2 separate regions of the Homo sapiens genome follow, and region 2 is linked to region 1. A link is a contact called in ENCODE Hi-C or POLR2A ChIA-PET data. All regions are on one chromosome and are shown on one strand. The core of a region is the stretch at or near the end of the contact, and the rest is flanking DNA. Distances in the headings are between cores, read along the strand shown.

The links. Hi-C counts contacts between places; a loop is a spot of excess contacts on that map. ChIA-PET counts read pairs that join two places held with the same protein, here RNA polymerase II (POLR2A). Pooled maps may share reads with other maps.
Region 2: a map of endothelial cell of umbilical vein shows a loop between it and region 1 (7-fold over the local background). The contact joins the promoter of CALD1 here to the enhancer-like site in region 1. A Hi-C loop is called at or near these places in 1 of 168 maps with a recorded cell type or tissue (endothelial cell of umbilical vein) and 2 of 50 pooled maps. POLR2A ChIA-PET finds 5 or more read pairs at or near these places in 4 of 52 experiments (AG04449, Caco-2, PC-3 and 1 more).

Annotation. Positions count from the first base shown.
Region 1 is chr7:134,666,728-134,673,026 of GRCh38, reverse strand. All of the region lies in intron 2 of BPGM (bisphosphoglycerate mutase), which reads right to left. All of the region lies in intron 1 of LOC124901750 (a long non-coding RNA gene), which reads left to right. Among named protein-coding and RNA genes, the nearest start is that of BPGM, 23 kb to the right of the region's middle. Within about 2 kb of position 3,011, at least 11 of the 41 ENCODE cell types and tissues checked have a DNase peak (open chromatin) inside an H3K27ac peak, as active enhancers do; they include endothelial cell of umbilical vein, where a contact is called at or near this core.
Region 2 is chr7:134,776,319-134,782,617 of GRCh38, reverse strand. It overlaps CALD1 (caldesmon 1), which reads right to left and starts at 2,984. Exons shown (of 15, transcript NM_033138.4): 1 at 2,869-2,984. The region is part of intron 1 of LOC124901750 (a long non-coding RNA gene); the gene reads left to right.

The sequences.
Region 1 (6,299 bases), core at 1,762-4,261:
ACTTTTTTGTATTTTTAGTAGAGATGGGGTTTCACCATGTTAGCCAGGATGGTCTCTATCTCCTGACCTCGTGATCTGCCCGCCTCGGCCTCCCAAAGTGCTGAGATTACAGGTGTGAGCCACCGCGCCCGGCCAACTAAAATTTTAAAACAGCAAATTAGGAAAAACCACAGTGAAGCCATTACTCATTACTCAATTTTGGCATAAGTTACATTCATCATCCTAAGAAAGTTAAGCAGGCAGAGCTCCTAAGGCCAGAATAATGCATCTGAACTATATTAAACCAAACTGAATTAGTCCTATCAGCCTTATGTATATACAGATTTCACATCTAGCAAGTGTAGTATTTTTGATCCAAGTTGTTTTGGGAAAAAATCCATGTATAAGTGAACCTATGCAGTTCAAATCCATATTGTTCCAGGGTTGGCTGAAAAGGGAAACACTGCTGAGTTCTCACCCTGTACCTACCCCTCTCCACAGTGGTGTGGAGTTAAATACAGTTGTCATTACTTAGTGGACCATATTACTAAATAATTTCTGGACCCTAGCAGCCAAACCATAATAGTGTTACTTACAGTTGAACAAACATTCACTAAATTCTTGCAATGGGCAAGGCACTGTGTTCTACAGTAGGGTGGAGAGGAGCAGGTGCAGGGTGAGAACTCAGTGGTGTTTCCCTTCACAGCTACCCTTGTCTTTAAGGGTCCACCATTGCCTTTAAGTCTGTGTTGAAGTCTTTAAGTCTGTGTTAAAGTCTTTAAGTCTGTGTTAAATACTTAAAGTCTGCCTTTAAGTATCGAATCTTCATGTAGAAGCACCTAGGAGCTAACTGCAGTCAATTTAAATAATGGGATATTTTAAGGAAGAAATAATGAAAGTTTGGGGTAATAAGTCCAGGAAGTAGCTCAAGGCCAAAATTGGGGAGAAAGTCAAACAACTTTATTTTCTGCATAGAGGAATAACTTCAGGAAGTCAAATTTGCACCTACCAACCCCCTCCCCTAAGTCACCATAGCAGGAACAGGAACCAAAGACAAACTGTTATGTACACTGTACATCTACTAAAGCACCTCCTGGTAGAGGTGCTTGTGCAAATGCTCACTTTTCCCACCAGGATTATAAATTCCTTGAGAGCAGGAACAATGTTTGATCCATTTCTGTATCACCCATGCTGTTACAACACAGTGCTTTACCCACTGCAAGATTTAGTAAATGTTTATTCAACTGTAAGTAACACTTTTATGGTTTGGCTGCTAGGGTCCAGAAATTATTCAGTAATATGATCCACTAAGTAATTACAGCTGTATTTATTATGTGAATCTACTTTTTACATATAACTAAAGGCTATAAGGAATAAAATGTTAGGCTGGGTGTGGTGGCTCATGCCCATAATCCCAGCACTTTGGGAGGCCGAGGCAGGCAATCACGAGGTCAGGAGATCGAGGCCATCCTGGCTAACACAGTGAAACCCCGTCTCTAATAAAAATACAAAAACAAAATTAGCCGGGCGTGGTGGCGGGTACCTGTAGTCCCAGCTACTTGGGAGGCTGAGGTGGGAGAATGGCGTGAACCTGGGAGGTGGAGCTTGCAGTGAGCCCAGATTGCACCACTGCACTCCAGCCTGGGCAACAGAGCGAGACTCCATCTCAAAAAAAAAAAAAAAAGAACAAAATGTTAATTTAAAAATCCTAAAACATAAAGCCTATATATGAAAACACCCTAAGGACTTTGTCAGAGGTACAGTACAGACAAATTTCAGAAAGAGGTTAAAAGCTCCACAAAAGGACCTTGTGTGTCTCATTCACATATAGGTGCTATATCCCTTGTACCATGAACAAGACCTGATTTAGTGAACCCTAGGTGCAAACCTGAATTGAATAAATTCGAACTCTCTGGGTTTTCAAATTAAATCTAGTCTTTTATTGTTGAAGCCTTGATTAAACACTGTGCTCTCCTATGACCTTACCAAGAAAAAAAAAGGAGAATTAAAAGAATCTTAGCCTTGAACAAAAAGCTGTTTACATCTAGTGCCAATAAAATAAACAATTCAAATTAAATGGCTTTAGATGTTCTTTGATTTTCTCCAAAGTGTTCAAAATCTTTGAATTTTAGAAAACCAGAAGAGATGGTCAGAGAGACAGAAAGATTCGCTACAGGATGAGAAGGAAAGAAGAAACCCCAATTCGGTAGTGTATACTCTTTGGAATTAGAAAAAAAAGGGAAACAACTCCAGTCAACTCATTCATTTAATAAGGTGCCACCCATTCATTCCTCACTTTCCTCTCCTGGTCAAGTAAGTCACAATTCAAACCCCACCGACAATCTGTGATAAGAGTTCTGTATTCCTTTATGGCCAATAAGAGCTGAAACTAGAGATTCAGAGTTTCATAAATGATCTATTTTTAATTTTAATTCTTTAAGATCTGAATACTATATATGTAAAGATATGCTAGGGTGATTTGAATAACACGATAAAATAACAGCCACTAATTTAGAGTAAGGCAGAGAGAAGAATCCATTCTACGTTTAATTTTATAGTTAAAATAGCCTATAATGTTTAAAAAATAAAGGGTTCTATAAATCAATTATTATAAAAGAAAGCTTAACCACACCAATAGGCAACTACTTGCCTCACAGAAGCGAGGCCTGAATTGGCTGCTTCTGAAAATATCACACTAAAATGCCAAAGGTAACCAACTCATCAGTCCCCGTCCCCACAGCTAGTCCCAGCTGACCTTTCCTCCCTGAGTCTCTAATTTTATCTCAGCACTTCTGTGCCTTGCTATGTATGCAGCTGCACACAGGTCTTCAGGGATCAAGTCTGTCTTGCATGAGTGTCTTGTGTGTCACTCTTACTCCAAACTTGAAACTGCCTCGTCCTGTGCTTAAACCCAGACTAAACAATCCATTTCCTCTGGCAAGATGCAGACTACATCCAGTGTTTCAGTTTGGTACCTGGCTTTTCCTTGGACGTGCGCCAGCAGGAAACAAACAGGAAGTGACTATGCCAACCACAGAGAATGAAACACACGCCTGTCTGGAACGCTACAGTACAGGATGCTTTCAGATACTTAGGTCTGCGTTAGATGTTTTCACGGTGGTGCTTTGTGAGAAGTGTGTCTGAACCAGTCAGAGGTGGGCCCTGCTTTTTAACCTGGACTTATTAGCATAATAATGGTACTTCTAAAAGCCAGTAAAGCAGTCCCTTAAGTAGGCATTTTTTTACTATATAATATTCTGTATGTCTTGTTTTGACTTCTTCCGAAAGCATTAACTATCATCAGATTAAAAGTAAAGCAATCTCAAAAGCATATATGATTTATGAGCAGAGATATTATATAAATAAGTCATTTGACAGGGGAGAGGTCATCCCCATCAGCCAGGAAGCCTGTCTTAGGCACTGACATGTGGTTTCAGTGTTTGCAATTCTTATACAAGAGTGTTATCTAGCTCCGAATCAGTATCACTTGCCTCTCAGTGTACCATTCATCTGCGCTGACTCCAGGAGGTCCTTGTTGACCCGCTCCTAGACTAGGTTGTTACAAGAGAAAAAGGAGGGGATGGAAGGCCCAATTAAGGCTAAAGAAATTGATGATAATAAGCAGAGATAGTCTGGGATAAAAAAATAAAAAAATAAAAAAAACCTTTATTAGAGGAGCTTTCAACCTATAACATTAGCAAGATTCTCAAACATAACTTCTCATGAAGAAGGACTTTAAAAGGCAGTTCCCTATAATGACCATGGTTTAGGTGCTAAAGTCAGAACCAGATGGCTCCTGAAGCCTTGAGAAAGCATAACAAATGCCCTCCAGGTTAGTTTTCAAAGGCACAGATAGGTGCATATAGCAAACCTTCAACCCTTCACTTAATTCTCCTAATTGACTAATGTAGTCTATTACCTTTGTGAACAAAAGGTAAGGTCCCAATTAAGGCAATGGTGAGTTCACTGGATAAAGCAAGTCTTTTTTCAGGTATAATTTACATATAGCAAAAGTCACCCTTTTTAGCATACAGTTCTATGAGTTTTGACAACTGCATACAGTAGTGTAATAACCAATCAGGATATAAAACAGCTCTATCAACCCCTTAAAATTTCCTTGTGCCCCCAGCAGCCTACTCTTACCCCACCAATCTGTTATTTCCCGATAGTTCTATATTTTCCCAAATGGCACATAAATGGAATCATACAATACACAGCTTTTTTAGCCCAATTTCTTTCACTTGGCAAAATGCAGCTGAGGTTCATCCATGATGATGGGTGTATCAATAGTTTGCTTCTTTTTACTAAAGCAGTTTCTTTAAGCAAAACAGCTTAGTGATCAATGATTGATCAAATGAAATAAAAAATATGACCAGGATATACTAAACAGCAAAGTAAAACGCAGTATTGAACCATAGCTTTCCAGTGAGTTCAGAGCCATGTTCTAGTTCCTACATAAAACAACATGTGTACGTAAAATGCCTAAAACTGTGCTTGGCATGCAGTATGCACTGAATAAAGGTCATCCCGTATAGCTATGCTAGAGTGTGCCATTCAGACCACAATGTTATAACAGCAGTAATAATTTAAGACTCAATTAGTTGCATTAAATTACCTTTTTATAGTTTACCTGCCATGGATGTTCTTGACTCAGCTTCTTAAAACACAGTATTCCAAACAAAGAATAGGTCAAGGGAAAGGCTACCTTTTAGAAAAAAGTTTTAAAGCCCAGGTGATAACTGTGTGTGGAGCCTCAGTGAACTGAGTTTTGAGTAGAGTTCTTGATGCCAACTAATTACCATGATCACGGCCAAGGAATCTAGAGTCTCTTTAGATTTCAGTTTCCTCCAACAGCACCTGTCTTCTTTTCCACAAATGGAGAAAGCATCAGTCAGGATATGACTGCCTACAGTGTCATAATATCAAATATCTGAGAAACAACTAACATCTTCAGAACCAACACTCTTTACTGTTGAGGTATATGGATGACACCTCTAAGACTAGACCTAAGAGGAGATGAGTAATACTAGCATACTCTTAGTAGAAAGATCTTAAAGCAATTTGAGATTTCAGCATAGACCAATATTCTAATTAGTTATTTAACTGGGGTCATGATTCTTCCCACCCTAGTTTTCAAACAATAAGAAAGTATTTTTCTGATAGGACAGTATGCTGTCATTGATGCTATCCGTTACCACACTCCGCCCCAGTAGGTAAAACTTTTTTAGCTTGTCAAGCAGTTTAGAGACAAAATAGGGAAAAATTACTCCAGTCCCTTGAAAGAGCCCATTTTATATGGGAGAAGTTTACATAAACATCTCTAGAAAGCACGGCTTGGAACCAGATGAATCTGCAGCCACAAGTGTTTTTACTTTTATAATAAATGCAAAGAAATTTAGCAACTTTTGTGCTTACAGGAAATATAAAACCCTGGTTATGCCCATTTCTAGATTCAATTCTTAACAGTAGTGAAAGCTAACGTCTTCATTTTTACGTTTTTATTTTTCTAAAATGGGGTCTCACTATGTTGTCCAGGCTGATCTCAAGCCTAGGCACAAGCAATCCTCCTGCCTCCGCTTCCCTAGTAGTTGAGACTACAGGTGCGTGACCCCACACCCAGCTCAATATTTTTATAGTGAGGTAACCACATAATTTATCATCCAGACTGGGGCACTTTTGAAAGTAAAAGGAGATGCTATTAATAATTACATTCGGACAACAGGCATTAACCACAAAATGGGCATGTATGATCATGTAACTTGATAGTAAGCATAAATTGGCAATTAAGATGGTAACTTATATTTTGTACCACCATAAACACATACACATGAACTGGCAAAGCAGTCCTTCCTATAAAAGAAAACCTTTATTTCCCCCCTAAACAGTAGGGGAGATTCACTTAATTTTTTGAGTCTTGAAAAGTTAGCATCTAAATCCAATGAAATGCTTTCTTTTAGGTTGGTAAGTTACCAAGAAGCACACAAACCCTGTAACTTGAGCTGTGGAAAGTTAGACATGCAATACAAGAGGACTAACATTAGATTAACATGCCTATTCTGGTGAGTGAATACATCTACAATCAATTTTGAAAGGGCTAAAATCTCACTAAATTAACAGAAATGATGTGAAAAAAATATGATGACATACTATGTCTTCTGATCTTGAGAAAGTCACTTATGCTTAATTCTTGCAGTTGTGAAAAAGAATACTTGGGACCTTATTTTTCAATAGACACTGTAAGAGAAACTTTACTAACACAGATTGACATTTAGAGACAATAACTTATGCAGTGATCCTGAAATCCAATCCAGCCTATTTCA
Region 2 (6,299 bases), core at 1,735-4,234, 110 kb before region 1:
ACTCAACAGATGAAGTCAAAAGCTGATGATTTCCTCAAAAAGGTCAGGGTTACTTAAGCAGAGGAACCAATACTAGAACTGAGATGTTGTAGTGGTTCTCATAAGTTAAGCCTGTGCCAAAAGTTTCTCTTTAAACTACCCATCTACTCAGGACTTATGGGCATCTCTCCAATAGCAAACTTGGATTAGCCTGACAGATGAAGGACTTTCAGTAAGGAGCTAATGGTATCTTCTCAGGCCCTAAGAGAACTTAACGCAGAAAACGCCCTTTTGAAGTCTGAAAATTCTTTGGCAGCATCTTTCTAACCTCCTCCTTAGTCCTACCATGCTATTTGCATACCACTCTATCAGCATTTTTCCTGTCCCCCGACCACATTTCTGAGACATGTGATAGACTACAGGCAAATGGGGAACTAGCAAATCTCTTTTCATGCCCATCTCTGAATCACTTTTGCGTCTTGCTAAGGAATGACTAACTGGTAATCATGCTATCAAGAAAATGGCAAATGGAGACAATTACATGTGTTTCTACAAAAATGCCTGCTGAGGTGCATTTTATTTATCAGAACAGAGAATACCTGGGCTAGATTCTGGACCTTTACATGGCTGGCCATAAGATCAACTTATTCTATCTACCTAAGACAAGGAGATTCTCAGGCCAGTCACAGGAGCCAATTAGAATTGTTAATGATTCTCATAATAAGGCAGTTGCCTTACTGTCAGGAAATGCTTTCATGTATCTCATTTAAAATCCTTTAAACTGCAGTTTGAGCCTGGTTCTCCTTCTCCTAACTTTAATATAAGAATTGTGTATTTACTTAAGGCAATCTTTTGACTGGAATGATTTAAATTACACCTTCTATTTGCTTCGAATACTTGAAACAACCCTGCACTTTACTTATGGATCAATCCATTGTACATACATTCCTTGTGTGTCCTAGGATCAACTCTTAGTGACTTTTTGTTCTGGAATTTTGTGATTATATTTCTGAAATGAAAGTTACTGTTTTCATTGTGCTCCTTTGGCCTCACTATGTGGGGAAATGTGTTCTAGGTAACATTCAACAGGAAGGAAGTAGCACAAAGAACTGCCTAAAATTCAGCATAAACTCAAATCCTCTCACTCTATCTCTACCTATAACAGCAGAACACCTAAAGTGTTACTTGGAAAAAAATGAGTGTTTTTATGGTTGTTGGGGGTGGGGAGCCCAAGAGAAGGGGGATGGGGGATCTGGAGAGAGTGGTCATAGCACAGTTTGAACTTTCAGGGATTCGGAGATGTTGGTTTCAAAATGGAATTTATCCTCAAATCCCAAGATTATAGATCTCCTTCCAAACTGCATTCCCTTCATGGTTTAGAGAACAGTTAAAAGAAAAATTGCTCTCCATATTTTGATTGACATTAAAAACACTGTGAAAATAGTTTGGAACTTGATCTCTTCGAGGGAAGGACAGTAATTAAACTATAGCTTTTGCCTGCAGCTTTTCTCTCACACTTACTCAGAACTGTTCCAGGGAAGGAAATTCACAAGGAATTCTGTTCTCATATATCACTTCTAGAAGGAGAAATAGGCATTCCCAAGAAAATTATCCCCAAACTTCTAAATACAAAGAGAAAACTTTATTTAATGAATCTCAACCCCAAACTACCGCATTGCATGGAATAAAATCCAGTTGAATCAGTCATTTGCAGCTGGTAGTCTTTAATAGCCAGCACTACTAAAAAATCATCAGATTTACCCTGCTTGCCATATAGCATCTAGTCTTCACTCAGGTTCTAGCTGTATATGTCTGGTTTTGACAAACACATTAGAAGGATTTTCAGTTTACAAGTCCATCTGCATAGTCCTGTTAATAGAAGGCATCTATAAATATCAAGCACTTTGTTCTCATCCACTTTTTTTGACCATGTATTGCCACAGCACTAAAATTCCCCCACCCCTTGCCATCAGCTCTTTCTAAAAGGAATTCCAGGCTACTACCAACTAGCTGCCTTGTACTACTGTTTCAGACACCCAAATATGTCTATCTAGATATAAAAGCCTGCCTCCTTCCTTTCTGAAACACATTGCCAATCGACATCTCTTTAGATTCTCTAGACACACTCAGGCACACTTTCAAACAGAAAAAAAGATTTCTTAAAAAATAGTTTGGTAGGACGTTAAATGTGCTTTCTAAAAAAACACACCCACTAGCGCATGCATTCTCTTGTTATTAGGTTTTATAGGAAACAGACCAGCCTAGGCATCTTCTGTCTTAGCAAATATCCCATCAGTGACATTAACCCAACCAGTGCTAGGTGCTAGTGATCTCTCCATCTCTGACCGTATTTCCTTGCAACTCTGGAAGTCTAGTTTTAAATACTGGCAGCAGACTATAACGCAAAAGCCTTTGGTTAAAAAAATCATTCCCTTTTGGCTTCTCATCAACCTAAAGGATTGTTGATTTTGTTTTTAAAGCAAAACCTCTTCAAATCTTTGGCAATAAAAGATGCAGAAGAGACTGTGTGAGCAGTCTGGTGCAGTAGGCTTGCTAACACTGGCCTTTGGATATCAGGTATAATCTCATATGGCTGTCCTAAACAAAAGGCTATCCTAATCAAAGTTGCCAGTGTTCCCTAAATGTAAGTCTCTATATGGTCACTCTTCTTGTCCCAATTCTAAAAACAAAACTGGAAATCTCATCCTGTTTGCCTTCCGGGAATATCCGTATGGCAGTGAAGCCCAGTCAGGCTCGGGAGTTTGCATGGTTTATTGCCTTGAACATTCTTGCATCTCCAGCTACCTTAGCCAGGAATGTTGACTGAAAGCCGGAGAAAGTCCCCAGATTCTCTCTAGAAGATAAAAAAGAAAGCCTTCTGTGCCTTACCTTGTAGTCTGAAACTTCTTCCCGAGGACTAAGTCGGAAAGGAAGGACTGATTTCTTTAAGCAGGAGCACAGCCAGAGAGCAAGCAGGCGGGCAGGCAGGCAGCCGAATACACACTGCTCTATTCAATAAAACTCCAGACCGCCCTTCCTTGGCCCCTCCCAGAAGTCCATGCTAAGTGAACACATATCCCCTATGTTTACAGTCGGGAGGCGGTGGTATGCATTGTCCTGTCGTTTTTCTAATAGGCAGCCAATGACGACACCCCAGCCAAGGTGGATGCAGCCTGCCTGTGGAGATGCCTGTCATTCCCTAGGCATGCTCAGGAAATCACTCATCAGAAAACCCAAGACCTAAAAAGCTCTGAAACTGCGTGCACGCTGCCAAAACCAGCCTGCTCCATGCCCTTTTTTGGTTATCCTTAGCAGGGCCTCTGGAAGTGAATCCATTGTCAGGAACAATCATAAGAAATGTTAATCTTGGAGAAAGAGGCTGTCTTGTAGAACACAAATGCAGCAATAAAAAGAAAGCACAGTCTCTGAAACAAAAAGTTAACAGATCAGTTTATTGGGCGTGGGGGTGGGGAAGGCTTCTTACCAGAGGGAGTCTTAATAGTATATTTCTTTTCAAAGTACTTGCACATACAAAATGAGTTTAAATTGTTATGCAATTCTAAAACCTGAAGGAGACAGGACCCGGGTCTGCTGAGCAGACTAAATTCTAGCCTGAAAGAGGCACACCTCCCCAAAATACGTCTGCATGTGTTATAAAAATAAGTGACCAAAGGGAAACCAAAAGCGTAGGTCTTTTTTAGCAGGTAATACTGGCCAGAATAAACCTAAGGTCCTACAGGCTTGGATATCCTCACTGGCTTCACTTTCCTCTCCTTATCTCTTTTGTTTCCTCAGATTTGGTGATGTGGAGATAGTACTAGAAATTCCTAGAAATTGATGCACATCAGAGAGGGTATGAAGAGACCCACCACCTGCTTTGGGCTGGGGTAGACAGATGCATATATCCCGCAGAGGTGACATAATGTTCAGGTGACGTCTTGAAAGTGCTCCGACCAACTCTTCATGGTTAGGATGTGTGCTATAAGAGGGTCAGAATTAGTAGATGCTAATGAGAATTAAGGTAACTGGCCCACACATAGTCTTGTCCTTTTCAATACAGAATTCACTCAATTAGTACTTAATTAAAATTGAAATCCCCTTTTTTTGGAGCACTTACTATTTGTCAGGCCTGGGGATAGGTGCAAGATCTATGTCTCATTGTTATATGTTTGAGACTGTTTCATCACTGACCAAGAAGTTTCACAATATTTTTCCTGGCTAATTACAAGTCCAGATACTGGTCTTTAAAAATGGGAGGTTTTACTATATGCCTTTCCCTGTTTATGAAGATGTGACTTAGAAATGATCTCTGTTTACGAAAATGTCCCTGCCCTTTGTGCCTCTTTTAGAACAGTTGGGAAGTAGCCAGTTCGCACTGTTGGTTTCCTTCTTCAGCCTTCCAGCATTAACAAGTTACCCAGAGGCATCCATATCAACTCTCTACACTCATCTCTTTTTTGGGAAGGTTGCTTCCCTCCCCTCTTCCTGACTGCTACTGCTGCACAGCCCAAAAAACTATAGCTGAGGCTCCCAGGCAGAGGGAGAGATGAGCCTCAGGCATCCCAAGAGGAATGCACTTTCCCAGAGAAAAGAATAAATAATGGTTGGTGGGAATCATACAGTCAATGTTGCATTTCAGGTACACTGTGGCACAAGCAGGCATTTGTGGAACACCACTGTTTATAAAATTGTTCCTGTGGGAAAATGTCTTCTGATCCCAGATAAATGATTTAGAAATAAATTTTCGGAACACGGCCAGTTTTGCTGATGGGGACATCCCATATCTGACAGGAAGGAAAGATAGAATAATACTACATAGTCTGGTAAACTGCTGGGCTTGAACATATTGTAGGGCAGACATCAGGAGTTCAGAAAACAGCTGCAATTGGTGATGTCTGTGCAAAGATATGACCTGTGTCCAGAGACGTTCCGGGTGCATGATCTCCAGGTGGTATTCTCCATAACTCAGTGAGGCCTGTTTGAAAGTGCTATTTTCCATTACCGCTGCTGCTTATATCCTAAACCACACTCTCCCTGCTTGTATAAATAATGCCCTTTGGTGGAACAGCATCAGGGTATAATTTTGCAATCTATGAATAAAATAAATACCAGCTTTCCAGAGGAAAGAAAAGTTGTGCTACAAATGGGGAAAATATTATCAACAGGAAACACGGCAGGGACCTGCATTTTGCCTGGTTTTTAGAAGATAAATGGCTAAATATTTTTGGGTTATGTCTTTTGATAAAAAAAATAGTATGTTTCCATAGATAAATTCTGGATATCTCATATATAGGGTATAGTAGATGAGTGACCACACAACCTATTTTATGTATTTGAAATACACTTATCATGGAGGAACTATATAGTTGAAGAATAATTTAACAAATTTCATGTAGTGTGTACCATGATATTGAAAAATTCTTCTTTCTTTGTCCTTTTACTTTTTTTAAACAATCAAGAATTTAAAAAAGAAAGGAAGGGGGAAAAAAAAAGATACATGTTGCTGAATCTCTGCCATGGGAAATTTTACTTTCATAGTATTTACTTTTTCCAGAGGCCATTTGTAAACAGCCCTAAAAATACACGAGATTTATATAGGAAATTTCTGTGAAATATATTTCCCAATTGGATCATCCTAGATAAAGGACTCCTTGTCTATCATAGGCTAGATCAACTTAATCGAACCATAATAAATCTAAAAAGACATTTGGAAATATCTGGACGATTCTTTATATTTTTTTAGTTACAACTGAGTGTTTGCGATCATGTAGATCAGTAGCAAGAAATTATATTTTGCTTGCATGTCAACTTGGGAAAAGTAAAAATAGGCCATTTTTTTAATTCAAAATTAGTTACTTCATTTAGTCATGAAAAACATACCTCCTTCCACCTTAAAATGCCTACTTTATTCAATAGAAAAGAAGATTTGAAAGTTTTAAAAGGCAGCAGAACACCCTTTGCCAGATTCTTTTAGTCAGATAAAACCTTTGCCAACACCCAGGTTTATCAAACAATAAAAGCAGGCTGGTAGAATCTTGATATCAAAATTGGACACAAAAGTACCAAACACAATAGAGAATTTGGATTAAGTGCACTTATGAATGCAGATGAAAAAATTAGTAATTGAATCCAACAGTGTGGAAAAAAGAGATAAGACCAATCCAGAGATGGTTTAAGATCTGAAGATCCACTGATATAATGTACAACATTAGCAGTTTAAAAATAAAATAAATAAGAGAAGTAGAAAAAAGAAAAGAGAAAGATCGTCTCAATAGGTGAATGATACTTGGTAAACTTAGTAATCACTTTGGAAAAAAAAC